Linked DNA regions of Homo sapiens: region 2 is linked to region 1. Evidence: chromatin loops called from intact Hi-C (ENCODE). Cell type or tissue: Caco-2. All regions are shown on one strand. Links, peaks and the distances in the headings refer to the core of each region. The heading gives the core; the rest is flanking DNA. Region 1 has its middle 19 kb from the start of CRYGN. Region 2 overlaps NUB1 (negative regulator of ubiquitin like proteins 1).

Region 1 (9,518 bases), core at 766-8,765:
CATCTCAAGTTTACTATGTCCAAAACTGAATTCTTGATTTTCCTTGGAAACCTGGTCCTCTCTTGGACTTCCTGTTTCAGGAAATGACACCATTATTCACTGGGTCCGTATGAAAATTAGCAATTTGGGAGCTGTTCTTTATCCCTACCCTCATACTTCCCATCCGATCCATCAACAAATCCTAAGGGCCTTGCCTTCAAAAATCTACCTTGTGTTTTGTCCATTTTTGTCTCCACTGCATCCTGGTCTGCAATGGGACACCCTCTGAGCCCCTACACCTCAGCCAAAGCCAGCTTGTAAAAACAGTATCATGTTGCTCCTTTGCTTAAAATCCCTCCGTGATGATTGTGCCAAATCCGTGTGTCCCAGCCTCAAGGCTCAGAGTGACCTTGCTGCTGCTTAGCTCAACCCTGTCTAGTTAGTGGCCTTGATCAGTTTCCAGAGCCAGAAAGCTCTCTTAGCCATGGGGGCTTCTGGGGCTCTTTCCTTTGCCTGGGACACCCCTTCCCGAGACTTCTAACCCTTCAGATCTCAACATTGTCTCTTCCCAGGGGCTTCTAGGATGGCCTGAAGCACCCCTCTCTGTGAATCTATCCAAGCACTCATGTTTTATCATATGGTACAGCATGTGTCATAACTGATCATCACTTTTGTTCCTTGTATTGTGTATGTTGTGTATTACTCGACTAGATTTGGCTGGAGTGGAGACAGTGTCTCAGACATCTTTGATTCCAAGCTCCTCCTAGCACAGAGCCTATAAAATAGATACTTTCTACTGTGCCATTTTAATTTCCTTGTAGTTTGTGTGTGTGTGTGTGTGTGTGTGTGTGTGTGTGTATTTTAAGTTATTAGCAGTTGCCCTGGGAATTACAGTTAACATCTTACTTTATTATAACACTCTAGTTAAGATTCATACCAACTTAATTTCAATAGCATACAAAAGCTTGGCTCCAGTTCCTCTCTCATTTGTGCTGCTATTGTCATGCAAATGACATTTCTATATATTATATGCCCATCAGCACAGGCTTACAATTGGCTTATGAAGTTGCCTTTTAAATCAAATAGAGAAAAGAAGTTACAATTAAAAAATACATTGATGTTGTCTTTTCTACATGCTTATGTGGTTGCCTTTACAGGTGCCCATTATTACTCCTCATTAGGATTCAAGTTACTGTCTAGTGTCCTTTTCTTTCAGCCTGAAGGGCTCCTTTGGTATATCTTCTAGAGCAGGTCTGCCAGCAATGGGTTATCATGGGTTTTGTTTATCTGGGAATGTCTTCTTTATTTTTCAAGGATAGTCTTGTTGGGTATAAAAGTTGGGGGGAGAGTTTTGCTGTCAGCACTTCTACTTACCCAACTTATTCAGGTATTTCATGAGCAGCACTCAGCCTGGAGCCTGCAGGCTCTTGTGTAACCCCAGAAACATAATGGCTTCCCAGGCCCCCTGTGGGCATCTCATTTTCCAGTTTCTGTTAGCTTGTTGTTTGCCCCAGTGTCAACTAAATTGCTGCTGATTGTTTTGATAAACGTCCCCAGGGAGAAAGTGCTGGGTGAGCCTAGCTCAGAGTCAGGTCACAGGCTAGCTTGCAGGTGGAACCACCAGACCAGGCAAATGAGGTCACTGAGCTCCAACCCCAACTTGACCCTTCCTGTGGCTGCTAAGCTGCTGAGTTTTATGGGGATTGCTGCTGTTGCTTTCAAGGCTACCAGGGAGCTCAGGGGCAGAGGTTTGGAGGGCTGTGAATAGGGCCAGTAAAAATGCCACAATGCTCACTGCTCTGAGGTTCAGCCAATTTCCTTCAACACTCCCTGGATTGTTATGAGCCTTTGGTTAATTTCCGGAGCTCTGGAAACGTTTATTTTTTTGGACAGTTTTTGCCAGTGTTCTCATTAGGTTCCTGGGGTCCTTACTGCACAGTTCCTGATGGTGTGGCTGCTGAATGAATGAGCAGAGGCGCCTTTGTAGGGCACCACCTTCTGGACAGGTTCTTTTGAATTTAGCCTGCACCTGTTGCTGTGTGATTAAAATTCCCCACCATGTATACAGTGCATTGTGCTGCCATTTGACCTGTCGTTATTGAGTCCACCTGACACCAGCTCCCAACAAAGAAGGGCTGCTCCTGCTCAGTGCCCTCTGCCATTGTTAATACAAACAGACTGAGATTGCAGCTGTACCCAGAGGTCTGAAAGTCACTCAGATGCCCCAGAATGTGCTGCTGCCTCATAGCAATGCTTGTAGAGGTCTGGGCTCTCAGGGGAATATCTGTAGTGCCTGCAGGCTGCTGCCCCAGTCTAAGAGGTGTGCACACTGCTGCCTTGCCCCTGTGCCAGAGCCTCCTCAGCAGAGCCTGAGGTTCCAGGAGGTGTGTGTGCTCGCAGAAGCCTCTGGATGCTGTGGTTACTCCGGTTGCCCACACTGCCTAGCAATCCTTGAACCAGGATGCCTTCAAAGCATTCCTTGGGAGATTCCAGAACCATTCCACCTCGTTACCCTCCCCCAAGAAGGGGATGTTTTATATAAAGAAAAAAAACAATTTTTGTGTTGCCCATCCTCCCTACCTCAATGACTTCCTAGAGGGCAACAGAATGGCCAGGTGAGAGCTGCTGTGGGGTTAGAACTGGAAAGAATCAGATCTAATTTAACATCCTTGTTTTCAGATCATGGAACCCGAGGTCCAGAGAGGTCAAGGGGCAGCTACTTGATCCCCCACTTAGTCTGTGTTTCCACCACACCACATTGGGACATAGCCCATGAGCCTGTCCACAGGGAACCCCAGTCAGAGCTTCATCCCCAGTCAGGGACAAAGACTTGGAACATTCCGGTCCTGGCCCCCTCTACAGCTAATAAAAACCTTTGGGCAACTCCTTTATATTTTGTGATCTTCTTTTATTTTAAAACTTCCCTTCACCAGGGATCGTTGTCACAGCCAAAAGTATGAAAACCCTGGATGTTTCCAAAGTGCTATAGAAGCACCAAGCCACAGTCCTGAGGACGGGTGTGCTAACCTCAGACTGCCAGCTGGAGCTCTCACCTGGTGTCAGGGTCCCCGTGAGTTTCTGCAGCTTCACGAGTGCCCATGATTGTGTATCTCCAGCAGCAGTCGGTGCTGTGGGTGGCTCCGGAATCCTGCAGTGCTGCCATCTTATTCCTGGGCTACACATCCAAAGCAATACGGAACACCACGACTTACCCCAGCAAACGAGTTTACCAAATCCGAGAAAAAATATTTCATTCCAGTCTGGCCCAAGGCATCAAGAACAGTATGATCTACTAAGAACTACCAACACAGTGATCCGAGGATTGCAGGCCCGCCCTCGTTCTCATGTCCAGCATGCTGAAGGTTGCCTGTGCGGTGTCACTATTGGTCCCCAGAGCTCAGTCCCACACCTGCCCAGCCAGACCCTGTGGCAGCGCAGCAGATTGTGTCCTGGCCAGGGAGGCTGCTGACCTGCCCAGTCAGCTTCTGAGCGGTGGGACCTCAGCTCCTCATCTGCAAAGGAGAGAGTCGCCTGGGAGATGACTCTGAAGGTCCCCCCGGGTCCCACATCTGCCACAATCTAGGAAACAGTCTTGGATTCGTAGTTTCACAAGAAATAGCACAGGATTCGGGAAATATTGTGGCCTCAGCAGCCAAGACCTTTCACCCAGTTCCTCCTACTGCCCAAGAAAGCCCCGGGCAGAGCTGTGCCTCCTGATTTATTCCCTACAAGAACACAACAGCCAGCTGGCAGGCTCCTGCGAGGAGAGAGCCTCTGCCTGCACCGCGTGGCTGCCGCCTGGCGTTCTGTATATCCCTCCACTCCCCTCCTGCTCCCATCATCATCAGATCAGCAAGGAATTCAAGTACATCAGCACAGGACTCTGTGGCTGCCTTACGGGGCGCGGTTGACGAGGGTGATATGTGCTGAACTTTACCCTAAAAGGCTCAAGCAGGAGGACAGCAGGGAGTTACAACTGGAGCAGCGGAAGGTCACATTCCTTAGCTCTGACGTCGGGATTTTTATTATCCCATAACAGAAATCGTTCCAAGGCGCAACCTTTTCTGTGTCTGGGGCATTGTTGTAAAGTTGTAGAATGACAGTAACAGCTCTAAGCCAGCGCAGCCGCCTGGCTCGGCAGTTACCACATATTGGCTTGTATCAGAGTGACCTGGATGGCTCGCTGACACAGGCTGGCTTCCCCCGCACAGTCCCTGATTGCAGAGGCCCCGTCAGGTGCAGGACATCTGCATGTCTTCCAAGTTCCAGGGACGCTGCTGCTGCTGCTGCTGCGAGCTCAGGGGCTGCATTTTGAGAAGCACTGGCTTGGACAATAATGGCACAGGGCTCTTATTGTCCAGATTAGGAGGGAGCACGGGCCGGAGTGACAGGACTGTGGGACCGCAGAGGTGGCCAGGCCACTCACCACCCCCTGGGGACTTGGACTGAGGGGGGCTGTGGGTTGAGTTGCCTCCCGGCAAAAGGCATGTTGAAGTCTTCATTCCCAGTACCTGTGAATGTGACTCTATTTGGAAATAGGGTCATTACCAACGAACAAAGTTAAAGTGAGCACATACTGGATTAGAGCAGACCCTAAACCAATGGCTGGTGTCCTTAGAACAGTGGTCCCCAACCTTTTTGGCACCAGGGACCAGTTTCATGGAAGACAATTTTTCCACGGACTGGAGTTGAGGGGATGGTTTCAGGATGAAACTGTTCCATCTTAGATCATGAGGCATTAGTTAGAGTCTCATCAGGAGCATGCAACCTAGGTCCCTCGCACGCACAGTTCATAATAGGGTTCGTACTCCCATGAGAATCTGAAGCCACCGCTGCTCTGACAGGAGGCAGAGCTCAGCTGGTAATGCTTGCTCGCCCCCTGCTCACCTCCTGCTGTATGGCCCAGTTCCTAACAAGCCACAGACCAGACCAGTCCATGGCCTGGGGGTTGGGATCCCTGCCTTATAAGAAAAATAAATTTGGGGCCGGGCACGGTGGCTCACGCCTGTAATCCCAGCACTTTGGGAGGCCGAGGCGGGCGGATCATGAGGTCAGGAGATCGAGACCATCCTTGCTAACACGGTGAAACCCCGTCTCTACTAAAAATACAAAAAAATTAGCCGGGCGTGGTGGCGGGTGCCTGTAGTCCCAGCTACTCGGGAGGCTGAGGCAGGAGAATGGTGTGAACCCGGGAGGTGGAGCTTGCAGTGAGCCGAGATGGCACCACTGCACTCCAGCCCAGGCAACAGAGTGAGACTCTGTCTCAAAAAAAAAAAAGGAAAAAAAAATGTAGACACAGAGAGGCAGAGACTGGTATACCAAGGACTGCCAGCACTTCCAGGAGCCAGGAGAGGCCTGGAGCAGATTCCCCTCTGAGCCTCCAAGAAGAAACCAACCCCCCAACACCTTGGTTTCAGACTTCCGGCCCCCAGAACAAGAGAATACGTTGCTATTGTTGTAAGCCACCCAGTCTGGGTTACTTTGTTATGGCAGCCCCAGGAGGCAAACAAAAACAGAGGGCTCCTTCAATGTGTGGCTTGCAGTTGTTTCTTGTTTTTGTGTGTGTGTGAGAGAGACAGAGTTTCGCTCTTGTCGCCTGGGCTGGAGTGCAATGGCGTAATCTCAGCTCACTGCAACCTCTGCCTCCTGGGTTCAAGCGATTCTCCTGCCTCAGCCTCCTGAGTAGCTGGGATTACAGGTGCCCACCACCACGCCCAGCTAATTTTTTTGTATTTTTAGTAGAGACGGGGTTTCACCATGTTGGCCAGGCTGGTCTTGAACTCCTGACCTCAGGTGATCCCCCGACTTTGGCTTCCCAAGGTGCTGGGATTACAGGCGTGAGCCACCACGCCCAGCTGTGGCTTGCAATTTTAAGACCAAGAGAGCCCCTGGCAAACTGGGGCAAGAAAGGATAAGGAGCCCAAATGACAGCTAGCCAGAACTTTCATGTCTACAAAGGAGAAAAGTGATGCTCAAAGTTGTGATCTGCCAAGAGTCGCCAGTGATATAGTTTGGATGTGTGTTCCCTCCGAATCACATGCTGAAATGTGATCCCCAAGGTTAGAGGTGGGGCCTGGTAGGAAGTGTTTGGGTCATGGAGGTGGATTCCTTGTGAATGGTTTGATGCTGTTCTCATGTTAATGAGTGAGTTCTCGCTCTGAGTTCATGCAAGACCTGGTTATTAAAAAGAGTCGGGGTTCCCCTCCCAATTCCACCTCTCTTGCTCCCTCTCGCCACATATGCTGGCTCCCCTTCACCTTCTGCCATGATTGGAAGCTTCCTGAAGCCCTCACCAGAAGCAAATGCCAACACTATGCTTCGTGTACAGCCTTCCGAACTGTGAGCCAAATAAACCTCTTTTCTTTGTAAATTACCCAGGCTCAGGTATTCCTTTACAGCAACGCAAATTGACTAATACACAAAATTGGTACTGAGGAGTAGGGTGTTGCTATAAAGATAGATACCTGAAGGTGTGGAAGTGGCTTTGGAGCTAAGTAATGGGAAGAGGTAGAAGAGTTTGAAGATGCTCAGAAGAAGACAGGAAGACAAGGGGAAAGTTTGGAACTTCTTAGAAACTTGTTAACTGGTTGTGACCAAAATGCTGATAGAAATATAGACAGTGAAGTCCAGGATGATGAGGTCTCAGGTGGAAATGAGGAACTTATTGGGAACTGGGGCCAAGATCACCCTTTACACCTCAGCAAAGAGCTGGGCTGCATTGTGTCCAAGTCCTGGGAATCTGTGGAAGTTTGAACTTAAGAGTGATGACCTAGGGTATCTGGTGGAAGAAATTTCTAAGCAGCAAAGCATTCAAGATGTGGTGTGGTTGCATCTACCAGCCTACGTTCAGATACAGGAAAAAGGAAATGACTTAAAATTAACACTTACATTTAAAAGGGAAGCAGAGTGTAAAAATTTGGAAAATTTGCAGCCTAACCTTGTGGTAGGGAAGGAAAAGCGTTTTCAGGAGAGGAACTGAAGGGAGCTGAAGCAGCCACTTCCTAGAGATTTGCATGACTAAAAGGGAGCCAAGCGCTAATGGCCAAGACAATGGGAAAGGGCCTCAAAGCCGTTTCAGAAGTCTTCAGGATAGCCCCTCCCATCACAGTCCCAGAGGCCTAGAAGGAAAGAAAGGTTTTGTGGGCCAGGCCCAGGGCCTCTGCTACCCTGCTCAGCCTCAGAACAGTGTTCCCCACATCCCTGGCACCCCAGCTCCAGCTTTGGCTCAAAGGGCCCCAGGTACAGCTCAGGCCACCACTTCGGAGGGCACAAGTTGTAAGCCTTGGCGGTTTCCTTGTGGTATTAAGACTGCAGGTGCACAGAGTGCAAAAGTGAAGGAGGCTTGGCAGCTTCCACCTATATTTCCACCCAGAGTCCCTGCAGAGAGATTACTAGGGCAATGCTGAGCAGAAATGTAAGATGGACCCTCCACGTAGAGTCCCCACTGGGGTACTGCCTAGTGGACCTGTGGAAATGAGGCCACCACCCTCCAGACCCTAGGATGGTAGAGCCACCAGCAGCTTGCCTAGAGGAGTTACAGGCACTCAAGTCCAACCTGGAGAGCAGCCATGGGGGATGCAACCTGCAAAGTCTCAGGGGCAGAGCTGCTCAGGGCCGTGGGAGCCCACCCCTCACACCAGTGTGCCCAGGATGCAGGACATGCAGTCAGGGAGATGATGTTGGAGCGTTGAGGTTTCATGTCTATCCTGCTAGGTTTCGGACTGCGCAGGGCCTGTCCCCCATTTCTTTTGGCCAGTTTCTCCCTTTTGGAAAGGGAATCATTACTCAATGCCTGTACCACCATTGTATCTGGGAAGTAAATTGTTTTTTATTTTACAGGCTTATAGATGGAAGGAATTTGCTTTGAGTCTCTGATGCGACTTTGGACTTGGGACTTTTAAGTTAATGCTAGAAAAAGTCACGACTTCAGAGGACCAGGGAGAAGGGATGGTTGTATTTTGCAATGTGCGAAAAACATGAGATTTGGGGGGTCAGGGGTGGAATGATATGGTTTGAATGTGTGTCCTCTCCAAATCTCATGCTGAAATGTGATCCCCAGTGTTGGAGGTGGGGCCTGGTGGAAGGTGTTTTGGTCATGGGGGTGGATCCCTCATGAGTGGTTTGGTGCCTTCCTCACAGTAATGAGTGAGTTCTCATTCTGAGTTCACACGTGATCCGGTTGTTAAAATGAGTCAGGGACCTCCCCGTCTGTCTTGCTCCCACTTGCCGTGGGGTACACTGACTGCCCTTCATCTTGCACCATGATTGGGAGCTTCCTGAGGCCCTCACCAGAGGCAGATGCCAATGCTATGCTTCTTGTACAGCCTGAACCAAATAAACCATGAAGCAAATAAAGCTCTTTTCTTTATAAATGACCCGGTCTCAGGTATTCCTTTACAGCACTGCCAACGGACGAACTCAGCCAGAAAATCCATGTTATAACCAAGACGAGAACCCACGTTTTCTAACAGCTGTCCAGGGTCCCAGTTGATTCACACACATGCGTGGATCCATGTATATACGCATGTATGCACATGTCAGCAGCCCTGAGATGGCCACCTGGGGGAAGGTGTTGCTTAGTGTCGATTGAGATTCAGCAGTTCTGGGGTAGAGCCCTAGACTTGGCACTTCTGATGAGTTCAAGGTGACCTTGGTGCTGCTAGACTGGGGGCCACACTTGAGCCCCTCGTGAAGATGCAGCACCTGCTTTCAGAAACGCTTAGCCCTCCCAGGGGCCTCGCGGTTCACGGTGAAGGGAGACCTGAAAGTGCAGGCTCCCAGGAAAGGGGAGGGGCCTGGCACTGCGGGGTGCCCGCTCTGCCCGCCGCTTCTTCATGGCTTTGCAGGGAAGGTGGCAAGAGACAGCGCACAGCACGTGTCTGACATCACCCAGCAGCGCAATGACAGCCAGGTCCTTGGAACCCCAAGCCGGGCATGCAGGCTCCATAACCCCTGGAACTAGAGTCCTTGTGGGATGTGAGGCCTTGCTGTCATGTTTTTTTCTGTTTCCACAGATCCTGGTTTTGAGGGGCAATTGGACAGCGTCTTCCTCACATGCAGGCCCTTGGGCTCCAGGGCTAGAGCCCCCTTTCCTGCCACCTGTCACCTGATGGTGGCTGGCCCACAGCTCCTTGTGGGACTTCCTGAGGGTGCCCGCAGCTCCCCTGCGGGCTCAGGACACAGACGCTCTGTCCAGTCTTTCTCCTCTGTCTTCTGCTACATCCTGCTTGGATTTGAGGAGTGCTGTGGTCTGAACATACCCCCTAAAATTTAGATATTGAAACTTAATCACCAGTGTGATACTAGGAAGAGGAGAGGCCTTTCCAAGGGGGAGGAAGTCTGAGGGTGAAGCCTCACGGATGGGCTCTGGGCCCTTATCAAAGGGCTTGAGGTAGTGGGTCCACTCTCTTATGCCGCGTGAAGACAGACTGTGCCATTGGTGAGAAACAGGCCCTCACCAGCCCCTGCCCCTGCGAGCACCATAACCTGGACTTCCCAGACTCCAGAACTGTGAGAACATGAGTTTCTTCTCCTTCTAA
Region 2 (9,518 bases), core at 853-8,852, 91 kb after region 1:
ACCCACAGAGTGCCCAGAGACAAAGGTCATCTAACCTCTTGGTTCTCAACCCTGTTTCTCAGAGTTGCCTGCTATTGCTGCAGGAGCGCAGGACGGCTGCAGAGGGTTCTAGTCTCTTCACCTCTCCCACCCAGGGCCAATCAGGAGAGTTCCCAATTTATTTTGTAAACTAGTATCCCCATAAAAATGTCATTTAAAAAGGGGATTTTGCTGCTTAAAAACAACAACAACAAAGCAAGTTTGAAAACCAGGAATTTAATCCAACCTCATTATTTTCCCAACAAGGAGACAGAAAGCTTTCAACAAAGTTAAGTGACTTGCTACATTCTCCCAGGGAGACCAGCCCCACCATCAGCAGCAGCGAGGACGGGGGAGAAAACAGACTCCTTCCTTCCAGAGACCTGATCCTGCCTCCTGCCCAGCCCAGGCAACAGGCGCCTCCCTGCATTTTCCCCACAGCAGGAAAGCGGCCTCATCTCTTAGGAAAACAAAAGCATCATCATTGTGGAACCAGACTCCACAGGCCCCACAGTAGGAGCAGGCAGAACAGAGTGGCTGCTGGAAACATCTCCAGGGATGAAGACATCTGTAGACTCATGGCCTGTCTCTATCACAGGAGAACCTCCTGGTGTGGCCCTGGAGTGCCCACAGCGCCAGCTCCCTTTGCTTCCCCTTCAGCTGCACCAGGCCTGTCTCATGCCCCCATTACGTGCTCTACCTCTCAGTGGCCAGTCTCCCCCAGCTCCAGCCCCGCTGCACAGGGCAGCAGGCTCCGTCATTCCAGTCACCTACCTGAAAGCCCGCAGCAGCTCCTGACCACCTCCCCACACTGAGGCACCAGCTCCTTATTCTGCTACTCAGGGCCCCCACTCCCTGGCCCCAACAATGCTTCGAAACTGACCTTATCCTGCCACACCACCCCAACCACACATGCCAGCAGGAGTCTTTCATACCACTCACATTTGCACTTTTATTTACACATACTCCATGTAAAATGCCTTTACTGGCCCCATCCTCTGCTTTCAATACAGTTTCTTCCATTTATATTCCAAAAGGCTAAGAAGCGCACCTAACATCCAAGCACAGAGAAGGACGCTGCCAGCCAGCGGACCTGGGCATTACCTAACACAGACCTCACACCAACTGGGAGCTTCGAAGAATACTTCCTTTCATTACAAATGTCTTAGTCTGTTTCCTTTTAATCATGTAAACACATGTGAGAACATTATTTTCTGAAATTTCTCTTTATACTAAGATGAGTTAGAAAGATAAAGTAGATCAAATCAATGACAGTGAGTACTGCACTGAAGTGGCTACAGTTAAGTAGAATCAGATCTCAAGAGAGAGGCACTGTATGGTCACAACAAGCTGGGATGGCCTCTTAGGAAGGCTACGTCTCACGGCCTGGCCATGCCGAAGCATGATCTGTGAGCTCCGTTTCTACAGCTGTTGCTTTTCTCAGATGAGAAACTGGTCTGTACTCAGGGCCATATTGCACAAAAAATATAAACTTTTAATAATTATGTATTAAAGGCTGGGTGCAGTGGCTCACACCTGTAATCCCAGCACCTTGGGAGGCCAAGGTGGGAGGACTGCTTGAACCCAGGAGTTTTGAGACTGGCCTGGGCAACATGGTGAGACCCCATTTCTACAAAAAAATAAAAATCAGCCGAGAGCTCTTGGCAGGAGGATCATTGGAGCCCGGGAGATCAAGGTTGCAGTGAGCCATAATCACGCCACTGCCCTCCAGCCTGGACAAGAGAGCAAGGCTCTGTCTCAAACAAAAACATGAACGAATTGTTTTACATTCAGCTCAGTCAGATGCTCATACCTAGAACGTTGGAACTCCGAGGGCAGCAGATTTCTCTTGCTCATCTAAAGCTCCGATAGGAGCTCACTTTCTGTGGGACATTGTTTTTGTCTTTCCAGCACCCATTCTACCCCTCCCTGAGGTGTGGGAGGCTGCTCCAGCTCCCCAGGTGGCCCCTGAATGGGCTAAGGTGGCAACCCTCTATCTCTTGCCACAGGCCTGAGCCAGTCTTGGCGTTCCTCCAGCCTCAGTGACAGGTTCAAGGCTGCCCAATCACAAGAAGCTCAGGATTTTCCCTGAGGATTCTGGGACACAGATTATGGCCCTTGTTGTGACTGGATGACACTGATGACATGGGGTGGGGGGTGGGGGTAAAAGACAGACCTCAGGTCCTCAGTGACATCAGTAAGCCACTGAATGAATCACCTAACCCTGAGACCTATCCTACTTCTGGACTTTTTACAAGTAAACGGCCAATAAATCCCACCACATCCCTTGTTTTGATGTTTAGGCCATTTTGGGTTTTTTGTTGTTGTTGTTGCTTTCAGCCAAAGGCATCGTAACTAACAACATCTGTTGGGTGGAAGAGGGAGAAGGATCAACTGCACTATATACACTGGTTTTTTTATTTGCATTTTCTCCAAGGGCTTTTAACTTCAGAAATGTACAAGTGATATGACTCCACTATACTTTAAAAGACCACCTCTGAGCAACAGCTCTTCCCATGTGTAAGATGAGAAGTACCTGTCCTGTGGCCTCTCGGCTGGTCACAGGCAGAAGTGAATGACATGAGTGTGACAATGTTTTATGAACTATAGTCTTATACAGTGATGAGAACTGTTTTCCAAATGATCTCATTTTAAAACACTAGCTTTCCAGATGCTAATAAAATCTTACTTCATTCTCAGTAAACTATCGCAAGAACAAAAAACCAAACACCGCATATTCTCACTCACAGGTGGGAATTGAACAATGAGAACACGTGGACACAGGAAGGGGGACATCACACTCTGGGGACTGTTGTGGGGTGGGGGGAGGGGGGAGGGATAGCTTTAGGAGATATACCTAATGCTAAATGACGAGTTAATGGGTGCAGCGCACCAGCATGGCACATGTATACATATGTAACTAACCTGCACATTGTGCACATGTACCCTAAAACTTAAAAGTATAATAATAATAAAATAAAATTAAAGGAAAAAATAAATAAAAATAAAAATAATAAATTCTTACTGGTAGTGGAGTAATAGTAAAGCAATAAATCAGTATCAGCAATGTTCATTTTTCTGTTAGTACTGAATTAGACCATGTAAAACTCAAACACACAGAACTCAACTTTTCAGCTGGTCGCAGTGGCTCACACCTGTGATCCCAGCACTTTGGGAGGCCAAGGCGGGAGGATCACTTGAGGTCAGGAGTTCGAGACCAGCCTGGCCAAATTGGTAAAACCCCATCTCTACTAAAAATACAAAAAGTAAAGCTGGGCGTGGTGGTGGGCACCTGTAATTCCAGCTACTTAGAAGGCTAAGGCAGAAGAATCACTTGAACCTGGGAGGCAGAGGTTGCAGTGATCACGCCACTGCACTCCAGCCTGGGTGACAGAGTGAGACTCTGGAATAAAAAAAAAAAAAAGAACTCAGCTTTTCAAAGTCTCTGCCTTTACCTACTCATTGACTTCTATAGCAAGACCCAAAGGACCACGATTGGACTAGGCAAGAGAGAAAGGTAATGACCACAGCTGGTGTTGTAAAAGGAGAAACCCTGTGACTGCTCACCACGGAATGAACCCACGAATCCACTCCCTCTCTGGCATCAGGTAGGCAAACAACCACGGGGCTTTCCTGCTCCCATCCAAATACCCCTGAGGCTGCTTTTTTCCTTCAGGATTATCCTAGTGTTTAGCAAAAAGGGAAACGAGGTAACATACATGTGAAGATTCTAGAGACTTCTATGGCTGGAGTTTACAGCTAGAAAGGACCTGTGAGATAATCTAGTACCAACTTCTTGTTTTGGCAAGAAGAAAAATGGCTCTCCTGCTAATATTCCACCATGACCGCCCTCTAGACCTCAGTTCTTTCACTGCAGAACATATTGGATAGAATAAGGATGCTTCCAACTCCAAAATTCTAAGGTTTTCTTTAATGTACTTAATTGTTTCAAATGATTATAGTTTTTTAACCTGTGCTTTCATAATATAATACAACTTGTTTCTATGATTTGACTTATGTTTCTAGGCAAGGATGCAATCCCCAACTTTAATAATGACCTCATGAAAAAACAATTTTGTTTTTAAAATGACTTCCAGAAATACACTATGGTGTTAAAGAAAGAGAGAGAGGGGACCGTTTGCCACCACAGCAGGAAACAAAACTAAGGAGACTGCAGCATGTGAAAAATGATCCAATTGAAAAAGACAAGTTTCGGCCAGGCGCGGTGGCTCACACCTGTAATCCCAGGACTTTGGGAAACTGAGGTGGGCGCATCACTTGAGGTCAGGAGTTTGAGAACAGCCTGGCCAACATGGTGAAACCCCATCTTTACTAAAAATACAAAAATTAGCCAGGTGTGGTGGCACACACCTGTAATCCCAGCTACTCAGGAGGCTGAGGCACGAGAATTGCTTGAACCCGGGAGGCGGAGCTTGCAGTGAGCCAAGATCGTGCCACTGCACTCCAGCCTGGATGACAAAGTGAGACTCTGTCTCAAGAAAAAAAAAAGGACAAGTTTCTCCTTCCTTCCCAATCTGGAGTAATAAAGAGTTCCTGGTTATTAACACTCCTGTGGGATTATCTTTTTTTGTTCTTTCATACCCAAGAGAGCTAGGGCATGTGAAAGTGGGTACCTCTCTGCGGTTGGTAATATGAGTGGCCGCATGATCCACGTTCCCATCACACGCCCTCAGGCCAAGCCGGGCTTCCTGGGCAGTAAACCCCAACTGCAACAAATTGTCCACTTTTGATGGATCAATATATAGCTCTTTAAAGAGCTGACGTGCCTAGAGACAGGGAAATGTAAGAATCATGTAACCACGGCAATACTTAAAGCTTAATACAAAGTGAAAGCCTAAAAGAAATTAGATTGTATCCAATGTGAATTAAAAGGCATCAGATTTTGGATAAAATCTCTAAACTAGGCCTGTTATTAACAAGTACAAATGGAAACAGACCAACACTACCTCTACTCACATAACTTAGCCACAGCACAACACGAGGTAAGAGGCTGGGTGTTGCAGAAGTGACTGGTAACCACTTTGTTTTTGCAACAAAAGCCCCCGAATTTCAGCTGTGCACGTGGCATTTCTCACCCTCCCTTGCAGCTGGGTGTAGCCAGGTAGTGAAGTCGAAGTCAATGGCATGCAGCCACAGCGCTGGGTGCAGCTGCGGGGTCATCTCTCCAGTGGCCTGCTCTGGACTCTCTCTTGCCCCCTCTGCTGGCTGGAAGAGGCACTGACAGGAGCAACCTAGGACGCCTCGCTGAGGCTGGCGGGCTGCTCACTGCTCCGGCCTGGCTCACCTCTAGACGGCAAGATGAGTGAGCCATAAACTTCTATCCAATTAAAGTCACTGTCTTTTTGAAGTCTCATTACAGCATCTGGCTGTACTCTAACATATACAAATATGTTTCTGGTTCAACATCTCCTGTGCACGGAGAAAGCACAGGCATGTTTCTCACAAGTCACAAACTACTAAGTTAAAATCCTTAACTTCTGGGAATGTTTTTTAAAAGGAGGTGAAAATTGGTTACAACTTTACTTTTCTTACCTTGTTAAGATACTCATAAGCCTCTACATCATTTCCACTGTGATAGTTTCGGATCCCTTGAAGTAAGTAGAGTCTTAGAAACAGTACCTTCTCTTTCCCACAATTTCCCTAAAATTATTGAAGAAAAAAAGGATAAAATTGCCTTATTTCTAATTACAGGTCTATAATACTCATCTCTGTCATTCCCTTGGTCTCCAGAGGGGCAACATGATAGGTATTAAAATGTCCATGGCTTCACTATGACTGACGGCAAAAGTGAAGCCCCCTCTTCCCCATCCCCTGTGGTATGATAACATTCCTCATGCCACACAGGAGAGTCAGTGTCAGGGCACCAGCCTCCAGACATGCAGCACAGTGGCCCTTCTGGTCAGCAGAGAAGTATGCAGAAATCCAAACCAGGTATCAGAGAGTCTGCATCAGCAGGATTTTGATGACTTGGGGAAATCAGAAAAATCCTTACTCGAGCCACAGCTCTTGAGCTGTGACTCATTCACGTAAACCATTACTGCTGAAATGTCTATTTTCTGCATTTACATCTTGCAAATTAGACTCTACCGATATAAAGAAGTCAGCAGCTCTCTCCTGGTCAGGGTGATCACTGATGGGGTTCTATGACTAGCAAACCATGTTCCTTTGGGCTAAATGCTCACACGCTAAGTAAGAGAGACAGCCAGATTTGTAAAACATTGAACACTTTATAAATATATAGTTTAAAAAGACTATACTGCATACTACTATCAAAATGAAATTACCTTCTGGCAGTAGTTCAAATACTTTAACAGGAATAAACACAAATGCTAGAAATGGACTCAACGAGACATAAGATGAATTCCAGGAACATACTTTTATGTGGACCAGTCTCTGATGATTTTCTCCGTAACAATTTTTAAAGCATTTCTGGGCCAAGTTTAATTTTTTTTCTGCATCATCAAGGCATTCCAGCTGTTCCAGGCGGAAGTAACACCACACTATATCCAGCTGGAGGACGGCGTAGTTATCCACTGTGTCCAGCAGCTCTCTGCAACACTCACTGGAAAGAGAAGGACAGTGACATCACTGCCAAGCAGCATTTGAAACATTTTTAGCATTTGAAACCTTTTTGTGAATGACTGGAATTCTTTCCCCGTTCTTGGTATATATTCAAAGGCTGACTGCTCTAAAAGAGAGATCCTAATGTTTAGGAAGGGAGCTGTGTTTATAATCTCATCCTTCTAATGGGGGAAAGAAAGAGAAATCAGAAATCAGGGCTTAGGAATCAAAGCTTACCACCACTTGCCCCAGGACACACATGCAGCCCCTTGATAGGAAGCAGAACCCAGGGCCACTGTTTCAGAGGCCCTCAGCAAATACGGGGAAGACCATGCTTTAAAGCTGTGACTTCCAATCCTGACTGCAAATCAGCATCACCTGGGCCAGAGCAACGTTCTTTCTTTCTTTCTTTCTTTCTTTAAGAATCATTGATCCCACCCAGACCAAACATAACAGAAATTTCTGGGGGTTGGGCCTGGTGGTTATACTGCCAGAGTCTCCCCAGCTGATTCTAGTGTACAGCCAGGGCTGAACACCACTTCTTTAAAGACACCAAAAAAATCCCTACGTACTATGAATGCCTCAGCTGATGACGGCTCTGACAAGGCATTCATGTTCAATCATATTCAAGCTGGGGGAAAAACAATCCAGAAAGCACCAGGCTCTAACGGCCCAGCTGATTTCTGAGGGCCTGTGTGCAGGCAAAATTTGACTCCGTATTCGTGGCAGCAGGCTGAACCCAGGCGCAGCAAAGGGAAGAAAGACAGCAACAGAAGTCAGTGTGCTCCAGGAGGAGCACTGACAAAGACAGCCATCAAGGTGACTAATTTTAAGTTATGATTACATTAAAAATTCCTAATGCCAATCTAGGTCTCAAGTCTTCAATAAGAACATTTGGAACCACACATTGTATATGAACAAGGTTTTCTCTCTTTATGTTCATTGGTGTTCTACTAAAAATAAGAATGCTCTTGTATAAAACTACAAAATCCACATGGCCTCAAGCTTCCTGTCCTGCCTATCAAAATATGCATGGAATAAAAAAAAAAGGACTTTAATTTTGTCATTTACTCTTTAAAACAGTAGTCTCCTAAAGAGGGCCCATGTACACAGTCCAGTTGTGGGTGCGGCAAGAAAAATGTATCACAGCAGTATTTTTATATTTATTTTCATCTCTCTCAACATTTCTAATTTCGTGAATGTTTGAGAACACATACACCATGTTTTACACACGTGTGCACGCAGACACACAGATGTGGAGCTGGGTGAGGGGTGCTTTCTCCAAATCTACGGCTCAGCCTGAGAACCTGCCTTTGAGAGAAACAGCAGCGCTTTGTGGATTGTGGTCTGATCTCACAGTCGTGTTGAGATTTCCTGCCTCTAGGCACATTCTGGTCCCAGTGACAGAAGACTCTCCTGCCACTCGCAGGAAAGCAATGGGCATGTGGCCGAACTTCTCCATCTCCTGCATGTTGCTTTAACAGGCTCGTTCATGTTTTACTAAGCATCAAGAGCGTGGGCAGAAATGGCCTCATGTCAGTTAAAAATAAAATCAATATGCACTTATCTCAAGTTTGACCCAGGAGTGAGTATTTATTTGTGCAGCCAAAAAAAAAAAAAAGAGAGAGAAGAAAACCAACAAAATGAACAAACACACAAAAAACCCAAAGCAGAGGTCTCATATTAGAGGGGTACATGTCATCCTTTTAGTTTTGAGAAATCAACACTTATTATTATATATAAAACTATATTTAAACCTGATCATTTGCTTGGGGCAAAGTGGTTTCTTAAAGCCTGGTATAAATTGCATTTAGAAGGCTGGGTGTGGTGGCTCACACCTGTAATCTCAGCACTTTGGGAGGCCGAGGCAGGAAAATCACTTGAACCCAAGAGTTTGAGACCAGCCTGAACAACATAGAGACTCTGTCTCTAAAGAAAAAAAAAAAATTATAAAAATAAAAAATTTCATTTAGAGTGTACTTTTATTAACATTGCTTTGGTTTACAATTTTAGTAGCATTAATATTCAACACTGTTACATTTTCATGCTGACGATATTAAAATAAACGTAAAATATTTATTTAAATAAAATCTACTGAGCCTAGCTTTCAAAAAATTAAATCCTGGCCAGGCACAGTGGCTCACGCTTGTAATCCCAGCACTTTGGGAGGCCGAGGCGGGCAGATCACCTGAGGTCAGAGGGTCAAGACCAGCCTGGCCAACATGGTGAAACCCCATTTCTACAAAAATTAGCGGGGCATGATGGCGGGTGCCTGTAATCCCAGCTACTCGGGAGGCTGAGGTGGGAGAATTGCTTGAACCCAGGAGGCGGAGGTTGCAGTGAGCCGAGATCGTGCCATTGCACTCCAGCGTGGGCGACAGAGCGAGACTCCGTCTCAAAAACAACAACAACAAAAATTAAATCCCATTTGAGCTTAAGTCGGTTATTTAACAGAAATTTATTATGTTTGTCTTACAGTTTTTTTGTTTTTTTTTTTGTTTTTTTTTGTTTTTGTTTTTGAGACGGAGTCTCGCTCTCTCCTCCAGGCTGGAGTGCAGTGGTGCAATCTCGGCTCACTGCAAGCTTCGCCTCCCGGGTTCCTGCCATTCTCCTGCCTCAGCCTCTCAAGTAGCTGGGACTACAGGCGCCTGCCACCATGCCCGGCTAATTTTTTGTATTTTTAGTAGAGACGGGGTTTCGCCCTGTTAGCCAGGATGGTCTGATCTCCTGACCTCGTGATCTGCCTGCCTCGGCCTCCCATAGTGTTGGGATTACAGGCGTGAGCCACCGCGCCCGGCCAGGCTTACCTTTCTTGAAATTAATATTTATTTAACATAAAAATTTTAGGCCAGGCGCGGTGGCTCACACCTGTAATCCCAGCACTTTGGGAGGCTGAGGCGGACGGATCACCTGACGTC

What was found. Hi-C counts contacts between places; a loop is a spot of excess contacts. Peaks named below come from ENCODE experiments on the same cell type or tissue, not always from the same donor. Only the 100,000 strongest peaks of a DNase experiment are listed, where the experiment ranks them.
Region 2: a loop joins it to region 1, with 5 times the contacts of the local background. A loop is called at or near these places in 10 of 110 quality-filtered maps.

Annotation. Positions count from the first base shown.
Region 1 is chr7:151,454,528-151,464,045 of GRCh38, reverse strand. No RefSeq gene overlaps it. Among named protein-coding and RNA genes, the nearest start is that of CRYGN, 19 kb to the right of the region's middle. RefSeq lists enhancers at 1,173-1,724, 2,825-3,492, 4,830-5,498, 6,223-7,095, 7,096-7,968. In Caco-2, for the core only: no CTCF peak of the experiment used is centred there; DNase peaks (open chromatin) are centred at 3,415 and 3,945; H3K4me3 peaks cover 1,123 bases.
Region 2 is chr7:151,364,022-151,373,539 of GRCh38, reverse strand. NUB1 (negative regulator of ubiquitin like proteins 1) reads right to left here. Exons shown (of 15, transcript NM_001243351.2): 9 at 6,415-6,601; 10 at 5,572-5,679; 11 at 4,653-4,805. It also overlaps a transcript of WDR86 not described here. Among named protein-coding and RNA genes, the nearest start is that of NUB1, 27 kb to the right of the region's middle. In Caco-2, for the core only: a CTCF peak has its summit at 5,248 (motif pointing left); a DNase peak (open chromatin) is centred at 5,209.